Regions from separate parts of the Homo sapiens genome. Here regions 2, 3 and 4 are each linked to region 1. A link is a loop called in an ENCODE intact Hi-C map of the cell type or tissue named here. Cell type or tissue: endothelial cell of umbilical vein. All regions are shown on one strand. Region 1 holds the start of BAIAP2L1 (BAR/IMD domain containing adaptor protein 2 like 1). Region 2 overlaps BAIAP2L1 (BAR/IMD domain containing adaptor protein 2 like 1). Region 3 overlaps TECPR1 (tectonin beta-propeller repeat containing 1). Region 4 has its middle 32 kb from the start of OCM2.

What was found. Hi-C counts contacts between places; a loop is a spot of excess contacts. Peaks named below come from ENCODE experiments on the same cell type or tissue, not always from the same donor. Only the 100,000 strongest peaks of a DNase experiment are listed, where the experiment ranks them.
Region 2: it touches region 1 in a loop (16-fold over the local background); 74 of 110 quality-filtered maps call a loop at or near these places.
Region 3: a loop joins it to region 1, with 17 times the contacts of the local background. A loop is called at or near these places in 9 of 110 quality-filtered maps.
Region 4: it touches region 1 in a loop (6-fold over the local background); 10 of 110 quality-filtered maps call a loop at or near these places.

The regions. Positions count from the first base shown.
Region 1 is chr7:98,399,498-98,404,497 of GRCh38, reverse strand. It overlaps BAIAP2L1 (BAR/IMD domain containing adaptor protein 2 like 1), which reads left to right and starts at 3,408. Exons shown (of 14, transcript NM_018842.5): 1 at 3,408-3,696. The coding sequence starts at 3,646. RefSeq lists a silencer at 3,075-3,734. In endothelial cell of umbilical vein, a CTCF peak has its summit at 3,115 (motif pointing right); a DNase peak (open chromatin) is centred at 3,227; H3K4me3 peaks cover 1,003 bases; H3K27me3 peaks cover 191 bases.
Region 2 is chr7:98,292,052-98,297,051 of GRCh38, reverse strand. It overlaps BAIAP2L1 (BAR/IMD domain containing adaptor protein 2 like 1), which reads left to right. Exons shown (of 14, transcript NM_018842.5): 13 at 2,941-2,978; 14 at 3,456-5,000. The coding sequence ends at 3,531. It also overlaps a transcript of BRI3 not described here. Among named protein-coding and RNA genes, the nearest start is that of BRI3, 13 kb to the right of the region's middle. RefSeq lists enhancers at 1-413, 1,747-1,976 and a silencer at 1,024-1,138. In endothelial cell of umbilical vein, a CTCF peak has its summit at 2,050 (motif pointing left); no DNase peak of the experiment used is centred here.
Region 3 is chr7:98,244,021-98,249,020 of GRCh38, reverse strand. It overlaps TECPR1 (tectonin beta-propeller repeat containing 1), which reads left to right. Exons shown (of 26, transcript NM_015395.3): 3 at 2,856-3,099; 4 at 3,954-4,136; 5 at 4,328-4,450. The coding sequence starts at 2,875. Among named protein-coding and RNA genes, the nearest start is that of TECPR1, 5.7 kb to the left of the region's middle. In endothelial cell of umbilical vein, no CTCF peak of the experiment used is centred here; a DNase peak (open chromatin) is centred at 3,120; H3K27ac peaks cover 1,131 bases.
Region 4 is chr7:98,019,817-98,024,816 of GRCh38, reverse strand. No RefSeq gene overlaps it. Among named protein-coding and RNA genes, the nearest start is that of OCM2, 32 kb to the right of the region's middle. RefSeq lists an enhancer at 1,529-2,028. In endothelial cell of umbilical vein, a CTCF peak has its summit at 3,115 (motif pointing left); a DNase peak (open chromatin) is centred at 3,096.

The sequences.
Region 1 (5,000 bases):
TAGCTGGGACTACAGGCACATACTGCCACGCCCGGCTGATTTTTGTATTTTAGTAGAGACGGGGTTTCACCACGTTGACCAGGATGGTCTCGATCTCCTGACCTTGTGATCCACCCGCCTCGGCCTCCCAAAGTGCTGGGATTACAGGCGTGAGCCACCGCGCCCAGCCTATTTTCAAGTTTCAATAAAAACCAACAGACATACTTGCAGAGCCGAATACATAATGGTAGAAATTATAAAGTCATGAATGCATCTCCCATATGGGAAGTGAAACCCAGTTGGCAAACCTCATGAACTAAATACTGTAAATCTGTTAAAGAAGAAGGCACCTGCTTCCATTGCCAGAAACTTGGGACTGATGTGTTATTTCCCCCTAACATCAGGAAGACATAACATTTTGGTTCCCAAGAATGGTAAGTTTTTTTTGTTTGCTTGTTTGTTTTGAGACAGAGTCTCACTCTCTTGCCCAGGCTGCAGTGCAGTGGCATGAGATCCCGGCTCACTGTAACCTCCGCCTCCCGGGTTCAAGCGCTTCTCCTGTCTCAGCCTCCCGAGTAGCTGGGACTACAGGTGCCTGCCACCACACCCGGCTAATTTTTGTATTTTTAGTAGAGACGGGGCTTCACCATATTGGTGAGGCTGATCTCTAACTCCTGACCCCAAGTGATCCACCCACCTTGGCCTCCCAAAGTGCTGGGATTACAGGCGTGAGCCGCTGTGCCTAGCTGCATGATGTGTTTTATAGTTTGCAAAACCCAATAAAACAGTCCCCAAGTCCAGGTGGTGGTTTCTGTTCTAAGTCCAGTGGTACTCACCCTCTTGATGTTCCCATCTGGGCCACACAGTGCCTTCATTGTGTATATTTCCTAGTGAACTTTATCACAAGATTAGTTTAGAAGTCTCACATCTTTCTTTTTTCTTTTCTTTTCTTTTTCTTTTTTTTTTTTTTTTGAGACAAATTTTCGCTCTTGTTGCCCAGGCTGGAGTGCAATGGCGTGATCTCACTCACCACAACCTCAGCCTCCCAGGTTCAAGTGATTCTCCTGCCTCAGCCTGCTGAGTAGCTGGGATTTAGGCATGCACCATCAAACCTGGTCAATGTTGTATTTTTAGTATAGACGGGGTTTCTCCATGTTGGTCAGGCTGGTCTCAAACTCCTGACCTCAGGTGATCTGCCTGCCTCAGTCTCCTAAAGTGCTGGCATTACAGGCGTGAGCCACTGCGCCTGGCCAGAAGTCTCACATCTTAACAGCCCATAAAAGATGCAATTGCACTCACATAGACGTTTTGGCATTTTTGTTTGTTTTTTGAAACAGAGTCTCACTCTGTGGCCCAAGCTGGAATGCAGTGGCACCATCACAGCTCACTGCAACCTCTTGGGCTCAAGCCATCCTCCTACCTCAGCCTCCGGAATAGCTGGGACTACAGATGCACACTATCACACTTGGCTAATGTTTTTAATTATATTTTTTGCAGAGATGGGGGTGGGCTCCCTATATTGCCTAGGCTGGCCTCGAACTCCTAGACTCAACCAGTCCTCCTGCCTTGGTCTCCCGAAGTGCTCGGATTACAGGCATGAGCCATCCTGCCTGGCCCCCAGATAGAAGCTTTTTGTTTGTTTGTTTTTGAGACAGAGTTTCGCTCTTGTCCCTCAGGCTGGAGTGCAGTGGTGCTATCTCAGCTCACTGCAATCTCTGCCTCCCAGGTTTAAGCAATTCTCCTGCCTCAGCCTCCCGAGTAGCTGAGATTACAGGTGCACGTGCTACCATGCCTGGCTAATTTTTGTATTTTTAGTAGAGACGGGGGCAGGGCGGTTTCACCATGTTGGCTAGGCTGGTCTCGAACTCCTGACCTCAAGTGATCCGCCTGCCTTGGCCTCCCAAAGTGCTAGGATTACAGGCATGAGCCACCAAGCCCAGAGGTTTTAAAAAATCAGAATAAGACCTCTGCCCTTGTTGGGTGCGGGTCTCAGGTAGCTAAATGGTGGTTCTTACTGGGGAGAAGGCTGTCACCCAGCCCAAGGTACATAATCCTGGAAGAGAGGCCCAAAGAAGGCAGCTGCCTCACCCTTGGGCAGGGCTGAGGCCGGGATGGAGACAAAATAGGGAGCCCAGGAGCCACACACCTCCACAGAGTTTGAGTGATGACAAGAAGAGAGGCTTCCCTAACACTTCAGCTCAGGTGGTTTTCTAAACCCTACAACAATCTCGTGAGTAGCATGGTTACACTGCATTGAGTTAAAGGTCGTTGTTAATGTAAAGTTTAAAAATGTACTACTGGGCCGGGCGCGGTGGTTCAAGCCTGTAATCCCAGCACTTTGGGAGGCTGAGCAGGGCGGATCACCTGAGGTTAGGAGCTCGGGACCAACCTGGCCAACATGGTGAAACCCCGTCTCTACTAAAAATACAAAAAAATTAGCCTGGCTTGGTGGCACGTGCACCTGTAATCTCAGCTACTCGAGAGGCTGAGGCAGGAGAATTGCTTAAACCTGGGGGGCAGAGATTGCAGCAAGCTGAGAGAGCACCACTGCACTCCAGCCTGAGGGGACAAGAGTGAAACTCTGTCTCAAAAACAAACAAAAAGCTTCTATCTGGGGGCCAGGCAGGATGGCTCATGCCAGGCAGGAGAATCGCTTGAACCTGGGAAGCGGAGGTTGCAGCAAGCTGAGATCGCACCACTGCACTCCAGCCTAGGCGACAGAGTGAGACTCCATCTCAAAAAAAAAAAAGTACTAACATTTCGGTAACTAGACCCTGGCATTTATTAATTTTTTGATATATCAGGAGCTTTCAAAACTGCAAGTGGCAGCCCGTTTTCTCCACCTAGGAGGGCCGATGCCCCCACGGGTCCCTCTAACTTTTGGGGTCAGTGAGCGGCGGGGCAAGAAGAGATCAATCAGGGAAATCAATACAACTGGGGAATGTGGCCCCTTCCCTTGGTCCCCAAAACGCAGGGCTTGAAGGAAGCCCTCATGGAGGAAGTGGGCCTCGGGGTCCCCGGGGCCAGCACCACGCGAGGCAAACAAGGGCTCCAGGACCACAGTCTAAACACCCCCAGGCTGCCCTTGCCCTAGCAAAACAGCAAAGCGAGCAGCCCACTCCACACCGGTCCCCACTCCAGGGTCTCGGGCCCTACGTCGCCGGAGCTCTGGGAGAGCCGCGAGGGGGCGCACCGTGGCCTCGCTGCCCTGTCCGCCACAGGTGGGGTGACCCCGCCCACTCGGGGGGCCCGCTTCCCTCTGGCCACGCCCATTCCAGCTGCCTGGCCCCGCCTCCTCCCCGCCCACCCCGGCCGGGCCCCGCTCACCAGGCCGCCTCAGGTGGGTACGCCACGCCCCTCCGGCCCTGCGGCCCCGCCCCCGTCTGCCCCGCCCGCCTCAGGTGGGGCCGCCCGGCCCGCCCAGCTTCCTCTGGCGGCGTCCGGCCGCTTCTCCTCTGCTCCTCGAAGAAGGCCAGGGCGGCGCTGCCGCAAGTTTTGACATTTTCGCAGCGGAGACGCGCGCGGGCACTCTCGGGCCGACGGCTGCGGCGGCGGCCGACCCTCCAGAGCCCCTTAGTCGCGCCCCGGCCCTCCCGCTGCCCGGAGTCCGGCGGCCACGAGGCCCAGCCGCGTCCTCCCGCGCTTGCTCGCCCGGCGGCCGCAGCCATGTCCCGGGGGCCCGAGGAGGTGAACCGGCTCACGGAGAGCACCTACCGGGTAAGCCCAGGGCCCGGGGCTCAGGGAGGTCAGGGCTTTCCACCTCGGGGTTCAGAAGGGGACTTTACGCGGGAAGGTACTTTCCCTCCCTCCAGCTCCCCTCCCCCGCGTCCTTCCACCTCTCCCGGTCTCTCCCACTCCTCCCCTGGCCCTCCACAGCCCCTCTTCTTCCTCCCCTGGCCCTCTCCTTCCTCCCAGTCCCTCCCCATCCCCTCCCCCCTACTTTTCCTCCTCCTTCCCTCCCCTCCTCCCTGTGCTTCTTCCCTGTCTCTCTTTCCCGCCCCGCTGTACCTCTCCCTCTGCCCCTCCGCTCCCCGTTCACTCTCCCTCCTCCCCTGCCCCTCGACACTGTCCCTCCCCTCCTCCTGGTTCTTCCTTCTCCCCCGTGTGTCTCCCCCTCCTCCCCTGTCCCTTCTTCTCCCCAGTCTATCCCCCTCCCTCCCCCTCCCCCTCCCCCTCCTCTTGGTTCTTCCTCCTTCCCCGTGTGTCTCCCCCTCCTCTCCTGGCCCTTCTCCGCCTCCCCTGTCCCTTCTCCTCCCCGTCCCTTCTCCTCTTCCCTGACCCTCAGAGCTCTGGAGACCACCCCCCATCCCCTGACCAGCTACACATTTTACAACTAGTGCACTTAAGTTGGGGAGGGGTCTGTTGTGCGTCGGTGGGGCCCACGTCCTCCTCCCAACTTCTTGGAATCAGTGACCCGTGCTGTCCTGGCTGCCGGGCTTAAGCCCTCCGGGACCAAAGACACAAGCTCGAGTTTCCTCTAAGAAAAGAAAGCGCCCAAGAATGTGGGGGTGAAACTCCCCTGTAATTAGGATCGCCAGGTGAGCCGAGCTCTGGGCGTTCTCCCGGGAAACGCCCTCCTCCTTAGACCCTTCCTCTCCCACCTTTCAGTTGAACTTGGCTTTTATATATGGGTTATTTGGTGAGGTTCTTGAAGTCAAAGAACAACCGAGGTTTTAATGAAATTGACCTAACCTTAAGGAATGCGTTGATAGCCGGTCTCTTAACTTGCATGTATTAGGAGAGAATTTTTCCAGACACAGACAGAGACTTAGGATTAGTGGCCTGTTTAGTTTACATACTTACAAATGAATTCCAGGTGAAATAAGATATCTGTTAATCATCTGCTATTAATAGAACACAAAACAACTTTTGTTTTAATTCAGCCTAGGCGCTTCGAACCCTTGAAACTTTAACGTTCTCTAAGTTCATGTATAGGCATGTTTAAGGTTATAAATAAATGGTTGGTCGGTTGGTTGGTTGGTGTGTTTTATCTTTTTTCTGTCCCTGGTGCTTGAATCAGG
Region 2 (5,000 bases), 110 kb after region 1:
AGGACATGCAGCAGGCAGTGCCCGCGGGGCCCTGGGTGCCGGTGGCAGTGCTGCCTGTGGCTTGGAGGTGTCCCCCACTGCAAGGAAAGGGAACAGAGAGGAGGGCAGGTCTATGTTCAGTGACCACCACAGTGGGCTGAGTGTGAGGTATGCGGTTGAGACAGGGACGCAGGGAGGATGCTGTGAGACCCTTGGGGGCCACCAGATAAGAGGCACCGTATGTGCCAAGCCCCTGCCCTCGTGGGTCTCCTTTGCAGTGGAGAGGGAGGCAGAGAGGCTCCTGCCAGCCTTGTATCCAGAAGGAGTGCTGGGGTTTCAGGTCCCTGAGAAACATGCAGATGTTAAACGGGAAATCTGCCTGAACACGTCCAATATGTTTTTGTTGTTTCTGTTTTTGTTTTGTTGGTTTTTTGTTTTTTTGTTTTTTACAGATGGAGTCTCACTCTGTTGCCCAGGCTGGAGTGCAGTGGTGCAATCTCAGCTCACCACAACCTCTGCCTCCCTGTTCAAGCGATTCTCCTGCCTCAGCCTCCTGAGTAGCTGGGATTACCGGCGTGCGCCACCACACCCAGCTAATTTTGTATTTTTAGTAGAGACGGGGTTTCTCCATGTTGGTCAGGCTGGTCTCGAACTCCCGACCTCAGGTGATGCGCCCACCTCAGCCTCCCAAAGTGCTGGGATTACAGGCATGAGCCACTGTCCCTGGCCCAATACATATTTTAAAGTAAACATTGTATTACAGAATACCACAGACAGAAAAGCACACAATGAATTTTCATGATGTGACTCCGTATACCCAGCAGGACGTTCCCGGCCCCCACGATCACCCAGCATGGCCCACCTCCGTGACCATCCCTTCTCCAACACCAGACTCCCCAAGCCCTGGCACAGAGATGGCTGTCTGGGGTGGCCCCGTAGGGACAGTCGCTCAGTGCTGTGTGGTGACCTGCTGTCTGCACAGAAGCTGGTTCTGACTCTCCCATTGACGGGCGTCTGGTGTTTCTGGTCTGGGCTGTTTCTCCAGGGCTGCCCGAGTGTCTCGGTGCCCATGGGTGTGTGCCCTGCTTGTTCCTACAGGGAGCAGGATTGTTGGGCCCCAGGCATGCGTGCACGGGGTTGGCCCAACACTGAGTGGCTTCCAGCTGTCATCTTAAGCGTTCTTTTTCCTCCTCAGTCCTCCTGGCAGGAGTCGGTGCTTCTTGCTGCGTTCTTTGTGAGGATTTACTGGGACCTTTTTAAAGTCCCGTGGGGGCCCAGGAGGCTCTGAACAAGCTCCGGGGTGTGCTTGGGGTGGGTGGAGGGTGTTTCTGGTTTCTAGTTTGGGAAGCGCCTTCCCCTAGCATAAGCTGCACATGTGAGGGAGATGGTGTTGGCCCCAAGGAGTCAGATGACTCCAGTGGGAGAGGAGGGGAGGGCAGAGTGGAGTCAGGATTGGCATGAATCGTGCCTCAGGCCCAGCCATGGCCCTTCTGCAACAGAGTCCACGAATGCCAGCACCGTGAGCACATGCGACAGGCACCCTGGTGCATTTAAATCATAAATTAGCCCATCATAATCGCAGAGCATGCACCTCACACCAGCAAGGACTTCCTCTGAGGCCTGCTAGGGAAGCGTTGAGTGCCCCGCAGGAAGTCACTTTTGCGGCCATTTAAAGCCCTGTAGGATGTGCAAGGCAGGTCAGTGGCTTTGTGCTCCAGTGATGAAAAGCAGACAATGAATTGGCCCCAGATGCCCTGCCCAGGGGATCTGGGGAGGGTGGGACAGGTCTCAGGCACAGCCCTGGGGCTCCCAAACTGCCTTCCGTCTCCACAGCCTGTACACCCAACATGCAGTGGAGGCCATCCCAGAGGAGGCCTGGCCTGGGCCTCCATGTCCAGGAACGGCCTGCGCTCTAGCGCTGGCATCGGGCATGAGAGGGCCTCCCCTAAGTCAATCTTGAGAGGTCTGCGTGCTCCCTGAGACCCCCTGGGGGTGCTGGGACGCTTCCTGGGGCTGTCAGGACGGTGTGGCCGGGCCACAGGCTGGTTACACAGTGTTACACTGCCCTCTCCTGGGCGGCTGCCTGACTCCACTCCCTGTGTGCAGGCAGGAAAGAGTGTTAAACCCTCCAGGCTTTTTGGAGTGAGGGAAAGAAGGCGCGCACACACCTGGCCCTGGCTCGCCCTGGGTGGCAGGTGCTGGAAGGAGTTGCTCCCCACCCGAGCCCTGTAGGCACCTTTGCACTTTGGTTCCACCTTCTCTTTTCCTCAGTTTGAGCTTCCTACAAGATCCCTGGCTCTAGCAGCCCCAAAGCCAGTGGGGTTTTATTTTTATTTCCTGTTTCTTTGTCATGCTTCAGGAGTCAGCTCCCAAAAAGCACATCCCAGTCACTAGATTCTGCGTTCAAAAGACCGTGGCTGAGGACCTGTGGGATCTCTGTTTGCCCCGAGTCTGAGAGGTTCTGTTTGGCACAAATGTTTTCTTCTGTGATGTCGCTCTGTTGCTCAAGCTTCATTTTGTGAAACTGTTTCCGAGTTTAGCAGGCGGCTCGTTCACATGTGAGCTCCCGACATCACGGGTGACCCGCGCAGGCAGTGCCATGCTCTGTTCACGCTCTGACACCTGGGAGGGCCGCTACCGCCTTTCAGAGCGTTTTCTGTTCTTGCCTTATTCTTCCAAGTGAATTTAGACAGTCTAACAGATTGGGACAGGGCACTTTTAAACATCCCTTATGTTTTAGATGTCTTTACCTTCGGGTCTTATTAAAAATCTCCAATACAGGCCAGTCGCAGCGGCTCACACCTGTAGTCCCAGCACATTAGGAGGCCAAGGTGGAAGGATCACGTGAGCTCAGGAGTTCGAAACCAGCCTGGGCAACATAGCAAATCCCCATCTCTACCTAAAATAATTTTTAAAAGACCAATTCTAAGCCCTCCATAAACTTCTTTATCTTTCTCACAGAACGATGCCAACGGGACTGCAAAGCCGCCTTTTCTCAGGTAGGCGTGGCTTCCTACGTGAGCCTCAGTGTGTGACATTGCTCTTCCCTGTAGTGTCCCCCGGAAGGGCCTTCGGTGCCCAGCCCAGGGGGTCCAGCCTGAGAAAGGCCTCGGCCTGTGGAGCCATGGGGGAGTGCAGCCCCCTGCTCGCTTTACCAACTACTTTAGACCACGCTGGGAGCAGGGCTTCCCCACCCCAGAGTGACCCCCATGTCACACACAATGCAGGACTAAAGAGGTGTGGGTGCCCACGTCCAGAACGCTTAAAACCTGGGATCGTTCTGCAGCAGGTGGTATGGTGTAGGAATCATCACTGAACAAAACTTTCACACTCAGAAAACGCTGCTGGGACCTGTACAAGCTGGGGAGGTGGTCAGCCGCCCAGTCTCACAGGGCAAGAACGGGTTATTAGCACTGTTAAAATCCAGTTTCCCTCGTAGAGCAGAAGTTCTGAAAGATTTTTCTTATCCCCTGCAGCGGAGAAAACCCCTTTGCCACTGTGAAACTCCGCCCGACTGTGACGAATGATCGCTCGGCACCCATCATTCGATGAGAGGACAGCCAAGGACTCTCCCGGGCCTCTCCGGTTCTCCCTTGCGGAATGATGGGCGCATCCTGTCTGCCACGTGCTGACGGTCGGGAAGCTTCAGTGGAGAGGCCTAACTCTAATGTCGCCTGCTTAAGCAAATCATGCTTCTCTGTTTCACGTAGTTGGGTTGACAAGTTTCTGCCTTTAAGATAAATGAGTAATAGTCTAATGACCAGCTCAGCCATTTAAAATATTTTCTTCCTATTCTGTTCAAGAAACAGTAAACTTGGTTTCAATCTTTACTGTATTTTTTAAATGAATTTTTTCCTTAATAACAGCCAGAATAAGGGATAGTCTATGCTTTCAGGACTGGCTTTCTGCACCTGATATGAATGAGACCAGTTTTATTTTATAAAGCATGTGCTCTTAATAGCATTATGTCTAAAGAAGATATCACGTAAGTTTGCATCTTAGCATGCAAATCATAATTTTAAGCAATATAAATTATGAAAATACTATATAAATGTAATTTAACTTAAAATGTTTAAGTGTAGAGCTTCCAGAGATGGAGAAACCCCCACCCTCCCTCCAACCACGCCAGAGCTGTAGAGTGCTAAGACGCTTTGCCTGCCCTTATCACAGCCACACGTAGCACTCGACGAAATCTCCTCCGAGAGCTCCTTTTCTTGGTAGTTAGGAGTCGCCAACGGATTCGCTGCACACGGCCCATCCAGGACACAGGCCTGGGCGTCGGAGTCACGGCTCCTTGTGTTCTCACTCAGCTAGTTGGCCAAAGCTGCATCCATTACCAGTACACTCAAACTGCTCGGGGTCCTGGTTTCTCCGTGTTTGAATCAGGTACAGACTCTCAAAGGATACGTGTAAAGCCAGGATGACCTCTGGTGCCTGGAGAAGGGCGGGTTTTTCAGCCTAGCAGCCATGATGCCCTCGGAACCTGGCCCTATGGTATGGATGTGAGGACTACGCACTGGCTGCCCTGAGCCCGGGGCTGGAAATCATCTTTGGCTGCCAAGGATCTGGACCTATTTTGGAGTGGAGAGTCATGGTTAAAATTCCCAGCCCGGCCCAGGTACGGGAATCCCAGCATTTTGTGAGGCCGAGGCAGGGGGATCACCTGAGGTCAGGAGTCTCTACTAAAAATACAAAAATTAGACAGGTGTGGTGGTGGGCGCCACTCAGGAGGCTGAGGCAGGAGAATCACTTGAACCCGGGAGGCAGAGGTTGCAGTGAGCCAGATCATGCTGCTGCACTCCAGCCCGGCCGCTCACCGTGTGTGTTGCTGGGTGCTGGGGCTGTGACTTATCCCCTCTCCTTTAGCCTTGCCATAAGTGTAGTATCCTATGAGGCTGAGATTGGGAAAGGTTACATGCAGGTAAGCCAGTGGACGTGGCCGATGCTTCAGGCTCCTTCCAGCCAGGTCCAGCAGTGTTACCATCTGCTTCTCCTGGGAGGACAAACCAGGCACCCCCACC
Region 3 (5,000 bases), 160 kb after region 1:
GCTACTTGGGAGGCTGAGGCAGGAGAATCACTTGAACCCAGAAGGTGGAAGTTTCAGTGAGCTGTGATTATGCCACTGCACTCCAGCCTGGGAGTAGAGGAAGACTCTGTCAAAAAAAAAAAAAAAAGATGCACCTTGTCCCCAAAGAGCCTAGTTTTTTGTTTTGTTTTTTTTTGAGACGGAGTCGCACTCTGTCATCCAGGCTGGAGTGCAGTGGTGCAATCTCGGCTCTCTGCAACCTCCACCTCCTGGTTCCAGCGATTCTCCTGCCTCAGTCTCCTGAGTAACTGAGATTACAGGCACGCGCCACTGTGCCTGGCTAATTTTCACCTTTTTTTTTCAGTAAAGATGGAGTCTCACCATGCTGGCCAGGCTGGTCTCAAACTCCTGGCATCAGGTGATCCATCCGCCTTGGCCTCCCAAAGTGCTGGGTTTACAGGTGTGAGCCACCACACCTGGCTTTTTTTTTTTTTTTTTTTTTTTTTTTGCCGGTGGCAGCTGCTCCTCTTTTCAGACATGCTTCTATCTCGTGCCATCGTCACAGTCACCCGGCCGTCTGGAGCACCCGCATGGCTCTGGTATGCTGCGGGAGCACTGGGCCCAGCCTCCAGGCACCTAAATAAACTCTGCCTGTCTCCTTTTGCTCCGGTTTTTAAGTCAGACTGGCCATGTCTTCATCTGTAGGCTCTTTCCTCTCTTCAGGCCCCGGGCCAGTGTCCTGGGTTGGATCTAGGAGCCGCCCTGTCGGGCAGAGCTTCTCAGGTGATGGCCCTGGTGGCTTCATCCAGTAGCTCTGTGTTTGGCTGCCTTGTGTGTGGCCATGTGGCCCTGCCACGGTGGAAAGACTGTTCCTATCAGGAGCCAGGACTCCAGGAAGGACACCCCTGGGTGCAACAGCACTATGGGCCCTGGAGGTGGGGCCAGGGGTGGTCAGTGGCAGAGCTTAGCAATAGCCTTGGCTATGCCTACAAAGCACAGAGAAAGAAGAGAGAAAGGGCTGGGTGCAGTGGCTCACGTCTATAATCCCAGCGCTTCGGGAGGCCAAGGTGGGAGGATCGCTTGAGGCCAGGAGTTCAAGACCAGCCTGGGCAACATAGCGAGACCCCATCTCTACAAAAAAAATTTTAAAAATTAGCCAGGTACGGTGGCACATGCCTGTAGTCCCAGCCACTCAGGAGGCTGAGGCAGGAGGATGGCTTGAGTTCAGGAGTTCAAGGCTGCAGTGAGCTATGATTGCACCACTGTACTCCAGTCTGGACAACAGAGCAAGATACTCTCTTAAAAAATAAAAAAGAAAAGAAAAGAAAAAGAAAGGAGTAGAGAATGGCAGAAGAAGAGAGCCGGGGGAAGAGGAGGAAGGAGTCACTGAGGGCGCATGAAGAAAAGACCCCTACGTCCCTGAATTCACATGGTCACGTTGGCTCTCAACGTGCCCTCATTATGCCCAGATAGAGGCCAACATGGCGGGGAGACCTGCCCACTCTGGGGAAGGACCCCTGGGGAAGTAGTGGGGTAGTTATATCTTTCGAGATTCAACTAAACCTGTAAGCTTTCATTGATTCTTTTGAAAACAAAGATCTGGCCAGGCATGGTGGCTCAAGGCTGTAATCCTAGCAGTTTGGGAGGCCGAGATGGGAGGATTGCTTGAGACTAGGAGTTTGAGACCAGCTTGGGCAACATAGTGAGACTCTGTCTCTACAAAAAAAAAATTTTTAATTAGCTGGGTATGGTGGTGCATGTCTGTTGTTGTCCCAGGAGGCTGAGGTAGGAGGATCACTTGAGCCCAGGAGTTCGAGGCCGCAACGAGTTGTAATCAAACCACTGCACTCCAGCCTGGGTGACCGAGCAAGACCCTGTCTCTACTTTTTAAATTCTTTTTTTTTGAGACAGGGTCTCCCTCTGTCACCTAGGCTGCAGTGCAGTGGCACTGTGTCTGCTCACTGCAACCTCCATCTCCCGGGTTCAAGCCATTATCCTGCCTCAGCCACCTGAGTAGCTGCGACTACAGGCACACACTACTGTGCCTGGCTAATTTTTGTATTTTTAGTAGAGATGAGGTTTCACCATGTTGACCAGGCTGGTCTTGAACTCCTGGCCTCAAGTGATCTATTTTTAAATTCTTTCAAAAACAAAAAAGAGACCGGGCGTGGTGGCTCATGCCTCTAATCCCAACACTTCGGGAGGCAGAGGCAGGTGGATCACCTGAGGTCAGGAGTTCGAGACCAGCCTGTCCAACATGGTGAAATCATGTCTCTACTAAAAATACAAAAATTAGCCAGGCGTGGTGGCGTGCACCTGTAGTCCCAACTACTGGGGAGGCTGAGGCAGGAGAAAACCTGGGAGGTGGAGGTTGCAGTGAGCCAAGATCCCAAGATCGTGCCATTGCACTCCAGCCTGGGCAACAGAGCGAGACTCCGTCTCAAAAAAATAAACAAAAAAAGAAAGAATAAGCAGTTGGCCACGCGCGGTGGCTCACGCCTGTAATCCCAGCACTTTGGGAGGCTGAGGCAGGCAGATCACAAGGTCAGGAGATCGATACCAGCCTGGCCAATGTGGCGAAACCCCGTCTCTACTAAAAATACAAAAACTAGCTGGGTATGGTGGCAGGTGCCTATAATCCCAGCTACTTGGGAGGCTGAGGCAGGAGAATTGCTTGAACCCTGGAGGTGGAGGTTGCAGTGAGCCAAGATTGCGCCACTGCACTCCAGCCTGGGTGACAGAGTGAGACTCCATCTAAAAAAAAAAAAAAAGAGAAAAAGAATAAATAGTCACAGTAGAAGTCTCCCAGGTTTCACATGACTCTGATGTCCCCTGGGCTGGGAGCCTGAACGCTGGCCCTCGTCCTCCTGCCGCAGGTTACCTCCAGCCGCTGCCATGCCCAACTCAGTGCTGTGGGCGGTGGACCTCTTCGGGAGAGTGTACACGCTGTCCACAGCAGGCCAGTACTGGGAAATGTGCAAGGACTCCCAGCTGGAGTTCAAGCGCGTCAGCGCCACCACGCAGTGCTGCTGGGGCATTGCCTGTGACAACCAGGTCTACGTGTATGTGTGTGCCAGCGATGTCCCCATCCGCCGCCGAGAGGAGGCCTATGAGAATCAGGTAGTGACCCTCATGGTTGGAGTTGCCGAGCGGGTCAGTTCGCTGGGTTATTGGTTAAAATGATGAACCACAGAAGGGAAATAGAGGCCCCAGATTCCCCACCAGTTCCTGCCTTCATTTCCTTCCTTGTACTTAAAATCTGTGTTGCTGCCAGGCGTGGTGACTCACGCCTGTAATCCCAGCACTTTGGAAGGCTGTGGCGGGCAGATCGCTTGAGCTCAGGAGTTTGAGACCAGCCTAGGCATCATGGTGAATCTCTGCCTCTACAAAAAAAATACAAGAATTAGCAGGGTGTGGTGGTGTGCACCTTTAGTCCCAGCTACTTAGGAGGCTGAGGCAGGAGGATCACTTGAGCCAGGGAGGTCAAGGCTGTAGTGAGCCATAATCGTGCCCTGCACTCCAGCCTGGGCAACAGAGCAAGACCCTGTCCCCCTGCACCCCGCCCCTCCAAAAAAAATTCAAGTTGCATAGTATCCAGGGTCTTTGAGGCTGAAGCCACTATTGTGTCCTCACCAAAGCAGTCTGGCCAGGTCCCCACGAGGGCAGGCTCCAGTGGTTTCTGGGAGCCTAGGACAAGGTGTGCCCTCCACCGCCTGCCCTGCTCACAGCGCCGTGGCTGGCAGGAGGTTCTTTGCCCTTTGGGGCTGTGCTGATGTACTTGCTGGCTCATGATGAAGTGGCATGGGGGTCCCCAGTTGCTGGGTCCCACACAGGCCCTCTGCTCACTTCCTATTCTGGAGATCAATGAGGGGGTCGGCTGGGCAGGGTCAGCTGGTCCTGGAGATGCCTGGCCCGCCTGGGTTCCCGCCCAGCAGGCTTGGGTCCAAGGCCGCCTCTGTGTCCCCGGCCCTCAGCGCTGGAATCCCATGGGCGGCTTCTGTGAGAAGCTCCTGCTGAGTGACCGCTGGGGGTGGAGTGACGTGAGTGGGCTCCAGCACCGGCCGCTGGACAGGGTGGCACTGCCCTCGCCGCACTGGGAGTGGGAGTCTGACTGGTACGTGGATGAGAATTTTGGAGGTGAACCCACTGAGAAAGGGGTAGGTGAACTTGGGACCCTCCATGACTGCCCTGTGGGGAGGGGGTGCCTCCCGCCTGTCCCTGCTTCTGTCCCCTGCACCCTGTGGTGCCTGAGCTCGGGTGTTTCAGGCCACACCCTCCCTCCCCACCTTCCCCAGCTCTTCAAATGCCTTCCCCGCAGAGCCTGAGAGCCCCTTCCTTGGTGTTTCAGGGGTGGACGTACGCCATCGACTTTCCCGCCACCTACACGAAAGACAAGAAGTGGAATTCTTGTGTGCGGCGCCGGAAGTGGATCCGGTACAGGAGATACAAGTCCCGGGACATCTGGGCCAAGGTCTCTGTTCCTGAATGTGGGTTGGGGGCAGGATAGGGCCAGGACAGAGTGTCACATGCAGCCTCCTCTCCACCTTCCCCACCTGTGTGCACCAGGGGACACCACGCCCACCTCGGGACCTGGCCTTTGAGCTGTTTCCTGTCCCGGGAACACCACGACACTGCGTGTCCCTTCACTTGGGAGATAGTCACACAGGGAGCCAGGCCAGGCCCAGGACAGCACAGAACTTGCCCTGACCCTGGTGTCCAAGCTGCTCTGTCCCAGACTGAGCCTCCATCTGGCACTTTGTCCTCCCCCTCAGCCAAGGGAGGCACCTCTGGCTCTAGCGTTGCTCCATGACCCAGAAGAACCTCCCAGCTTAGGGAGCACAGCACTGGACCCAGGTCTTGGCGTGGCCTCCAATGAGTGGAGGCCTCCCTGGGACATACAGGGCTGTCAGGTGGGGCTGCCCCTGGGACTGGGAGAAGCCAGGAGACCAGGGAGCTGGCCCTATTTTTTTTTCTTTTTAGAGATAGGGTCTCGCTCTGTTGCACTCTGTTGAGTGCAGTGG
Region 4 (5,000 bases), 380 kb after region 1:
CCCAGCTACTCGGGAGGCTGAGCAGGAGAATCGCTTGAACCCAGGAGGCAGAGGTTGCAGTGAGCCGAGATCATGCCACTGCACTCCAGCCTGGGCAACAGAGCAAGACTCCGTCTCAAAAAATAAATAAATAAAATAAAATAAAATAAAATAAAATAAAGAGTCTGGGGAGCTACAGAGAGGGGATAGCAGAGTTATTTCGCCCTGGGCTGTAGTCATCCTTGTTGAAATCTGACTTCGTTCATTCCATGGAATTTGGGGAGGGGGGTGTATATGGAATAAATGTGTCTGGGATAGCTGCATTCAGCATTGCATACACCCAGCTAGGGAGATGGATCACCTTCTCAGGACAGCTTGATCCAGCTGCCTGCTTGGGGTCGGAAGCAAAGACAAACCGGGACCTCCACAAGAAGTCCCATCCCCTGGATACAAACAGGGGGAGGGTGGTGGCAGCACCTGGCTTCTTACTGCATGCAGGTATCAGTTGGCCACGGGAAGCCCCATTTCAACACCTTCAGAGGCCATCTGTCAAGTGCAACTATTCTAGATCCTACAGCTGTGATCACATGCACTGAGTGGGTGTGAAGAGCTGGGCGTCCAGGACTTTCCAGCCCAACCCCGCAGGGTCTTTCTTCTTGGCCCCAGTCTCTGGCTTCTGTTGACGTAGCTGCGAGGACAAGCTCTCTTTCCCCACATTCAGGACTGTCACGCCATCCACATGCAGTGTGAGGTCGGCCTTTCCTGGGGTGGTTGAAGAATCAGTGTGCAATTTGCAGTTGACCTTTATTATTATATTATATTATATTATATATATTATATTATATTATATTATATTAATTTAAATAGAGACTATGTTGCTCAGGCTGGAGTGCAGTAGCTATTCACAGGTGTAATCCCACTGCTGATCAGCACGGGAGTTTTGACCTGCTCTGTTTCTGACCTGGACCGGTTCACCTCTCCTTAGGCAACCTGGTGGTCCCCTGCTTCTGGGAGGTCACCAATGAATGCCAAACTCCTGGGATTGAGCGATCTCCTCACCTCAACCTTCCAAGTAGCTGGGACTACAGGCATGAGCCACCACACCCAGCGCAGTTGACATTTCTTATGTGCACCCAGAAATGTCATCCTGGTGACCAAGGAGAGTATATGATGCCCCCTGCTTATAAGAGCCCAGTGCCCACACTATAATGGGGTTACCAAGTGTCTATCAATGCTCAGACAAAAAGTCTTCCATGAGAAGGAGTGAAGCTCAGCCAGGCACAGTGGCTCACGTCTATAATCCCAGCACTTTGGGAAGCAGAGGAGGGAGGATTACTTGAGGCCAGGAGTTCGAGACTAGCCTGGACAACACAGTGAGACCCAACCCCCGCCACACACACACCCAAAAATTAAAAAATTAGCCTAGCACGTTTGCAAGTGCCTGTGGTCCCAGCTACTCAGGAGGCTGAGTCGGGAGGACTGCTTGAGCCCAGGAGGTCAAGGCTGCAGTGAGCTATGATAACATCACTGCACTGCAGCCTGGGCAACAGAGCAAGACCCTGCCCCTAAAAAAAAATTAAAACATTAATAATAAAAATAAAATAAAGATCACCCAGGCAGCTTAAAACTCAGGTTATCCCTGTGATCAGTGCTGCAAGGTATTGACCATTAGCATTGACCAGTGTCTTCAAGAAGCTTCCATCAGAGGCTGCAAAATGGTACCCACAGGCCAAGCCCGGCTGTAGATTGCCTTGACTGGCCCATGAAGAGTTTGAAAATAATTGTAACTAACTGCCAATATTCAAACATTTGGAGATTTCCTGTGGAAAAAAAATTCTGCATTTTCCAATTCTCTGGCCACGCGGAGCCCGCATTCGGGCCTAGTAAGTGCCCAGGAGCTGGGCTACAAATGCAGCTACCCCCTTTAGAGTTGGCCTTGGTGTCCACAGGCCTCTCTCCCAGGGGCGGGTCTGCTCAGGCCTGTGGACACCTCTCCAGCCCTGCTGGAAAAGTGCAATTCCTGGAGTGTGTTCTGACCAGGAAGGACTCCTCAGAGCTCCTGAGGAAGGCATGGGCCCCTGGCCTGAGGCTCACTGCAGCTGTCCCAACCCTGTCACCAGCTCTGGGCTGTGGTTTGGTTTGGTTTGGTTTGATTTTAGAGACACAGTTTCACTATGTGATCCAGGCTGGAGTGCAGTGGTGCAATCATAGCTCACTGCAGCCTTGAACTCCTGGCCTCAAGTGATCCTCCCACCTCAGCCTCCTGAGTAGCAGGGACTATAGGTGCCCACCACCACATCTGGTTCATTTCTAAATTTTTTTGTAGAGATGTTGCCCAGGCTAGTCTTGAACTCCTGACCTCGAGCAATCCTCCTGCCTCAGCCTCCCAAAGTGCTGCAATTATAGGCTTGCATCACCCCACCTGGCTGATTTTTATTTGCCTATTTATTTATTTATTTATTTTTGAGACAAGGGTCTTATTCTGTCACCCAGGCTGGAGTGCAGTGGCACAGTCATAGCTCACTGCAGCCTCAAACTCCTGGCCTCAAACGACCCTCCCACCTCAGTCTCCTGAGTAGCTGTTCATGCTCAACACCTGGCTCATTTTTAAGTTATTTGTAGAGATGGGATCTTGCCATTTTTCCCAGAGTGGTCTTGAACTCCTCCTGGCCTCCAACGATCCTCCTGCCTTGGCCTCCTAAAGTGTTGGGATTACAGGGGTGAGCTGTTGCACCAGACCCCAGTGTTTGTCTCTGAGGGACTTCCCCACACATGACCTCACCTGACCTTCAGAGAAACCATCCAGAGGGAAAAGGGACAAGGTCATTACCTGCGCAGGGAGAGCCCTTGGGCCGGGTAAATGGCGCAAGGTATGGGCTGAAGCTTCCCTTGGGGAGGGAAGGGACATAGGTCATGGGACAAGGTGATGTGGCCTGGACACGGTGGGGCACTTTCTCATCCTGGGTGAAAGTAAGGACGTAGGAAGGATGGGAGCATGGAGTAATAGCAGAGTGGGTGACATGAGAAAGTGGAGGCCCGGCCTGAAAACGGAGGGGGACAATGGTGGGAGGTGATGGGCGGTGGAGATGCCAGCCCGGCCCAGCCGAGACTCAGAGCTGTGGCAGCGGCGCCCCCTGGTGGCCGTGATGGTGCCTGCTTCCCCTTCCCTGGAGATTTGATGGCAACATCACGGGAGAAATGATTCAAAGCTGAGCAGGTGCCAGGCACCGTTCAATGTACACGATACATGGGTGTTTCTCTTTTAAATTTTTTATTTAAAAGATTATTTTAAAAAATTTTAACGGGCAATTTTCCTTGGGTCTTGAAGTCATCATTTCTTTTTCTTTTTTTTTTCTGAGAGTCTCATTCTTTTGCCCAGGATAGAAAGCAGGGGCACAATCACAGCTCACTGCAGCCTCGACCTCCCACCTCCCAGGCTCAAGCAATCCTCCCACCTCAGCCTCCCGAGTAGATTGGACTACAGGTGCACACCACCACGCCCACCCAATTTATATATATTTTTTGTAGTGAGGAGATCTCACTGTGTTGCCCTGGCTGGTCTTGAACTCCTGTGCTCAAGTGATCCTCCCACCTCGGCCTCCCAAAGTGCTGGGATTACAGATGTGAGCCACCACGCCCAGCCTGCGTGGGTGTTTCTACAAAATCTTAAGTATCTCTCACAGCAACCCTGTGATTGCCACTATTATCACTATCCCTTTTCACAGCTGAGGAGACCCAGGTTCTGAGAACTGAGGACCGTGATATATCCTATGCAGTGCTATACTGGGATTTGAGAAACCCAGGCCCACCCAACCCACTTCAAAAACAAAGGTAGGCCAGGCGCAGTGGCTCACGCCTGTAATCCCAGCACTTGGGGAGGCCGAACCAGGTGGATCACTTGAGGTGAGGAGTTCGAGACCAGCCTGGCCAATATGGTGAAACCCTGTCTCTACTAAAAATAGAAAAATGAGCCAAGCATGGTGGTGGGCGCCTGTAGCCCCAGCTACTCGGGAGGCTGAGGCATAAGAATTGTTTGAACCTGGGAGACGGAGGTTGCAGTGAGCTGAGATCGCGCCATTGCATTCCAGCCTGGGTGACAGAGCAAGACTCTGTCTCAAAAAAAAAAAAAAATGTAGATCCAGCAATTCCACTTCTGGGTAGATGCTCCAAAGAATTGAAAGCAGGGACTCCAGCTGATATTTGTGGGATTTTTTAACCTCTTTTTTTTTTTTTTTTGAGATGGGGTCTGACTCTGTCCCCCAGGCTGGAGTGCAGTGGCAAGATCATAGGTCACTGCGGCCTCAACCTCCAGGCTAAAGCAATCCTCTTGCCTCAGCCGCTCAAGTAGCTGGGACTACAGGCATTCCCCACCATGCCCAGCTAACTTTTTTATTTTTTGTAGAGATGGGGTCTTGCTATGTTGGCCAGGCTGGTCTCAAACTCCTGGCTTCCAGCAATCCTCCCACCTCAGCCTCCCAAAGTGCTGGGATGACAGGCCTGAGCCACTGCACCCGTCCTCAACAGATATTTGTACACCCATGTTCATTGCAGCATTATTCACAATAGCCAAGAGGTAGAAGCAACCCAGGAGTCCACCTACCAATGAATGAACAAAATGTGTCTGTCCATACAATGAAATATTATGTAGCCCTGAAAAGGAAATAAATGCTGACACCTGCTACTGCATGGAGGAACCTTGAGGACATTATGCTCAGTGAAATCAGACAGTCACAGCTGGGCGCTGTGGCTCACACCTGTAATCCCAGCACTTTGGGAGGCTGAGGTAGGAGGATCACTTGAGCCCAAGAGTTCAAGACCAGCCTGAGCAATAAAGTGAGACCTCATCTCTACAAAAAAATTTTAAAAGCCAAGTGTGGTGGTGTATTCCTGTAGTCCCAGCTTCTAGAGAGGCAGAGGTGGGAGGACTGCTTGAGCCAGGGAGGCAGAGGTTGCAGTGAGCAGAGATCATGCCACTGCACTCCAGCCTGTGGGACAAAGCCAAACCCTGTCTCAAAAAAAAA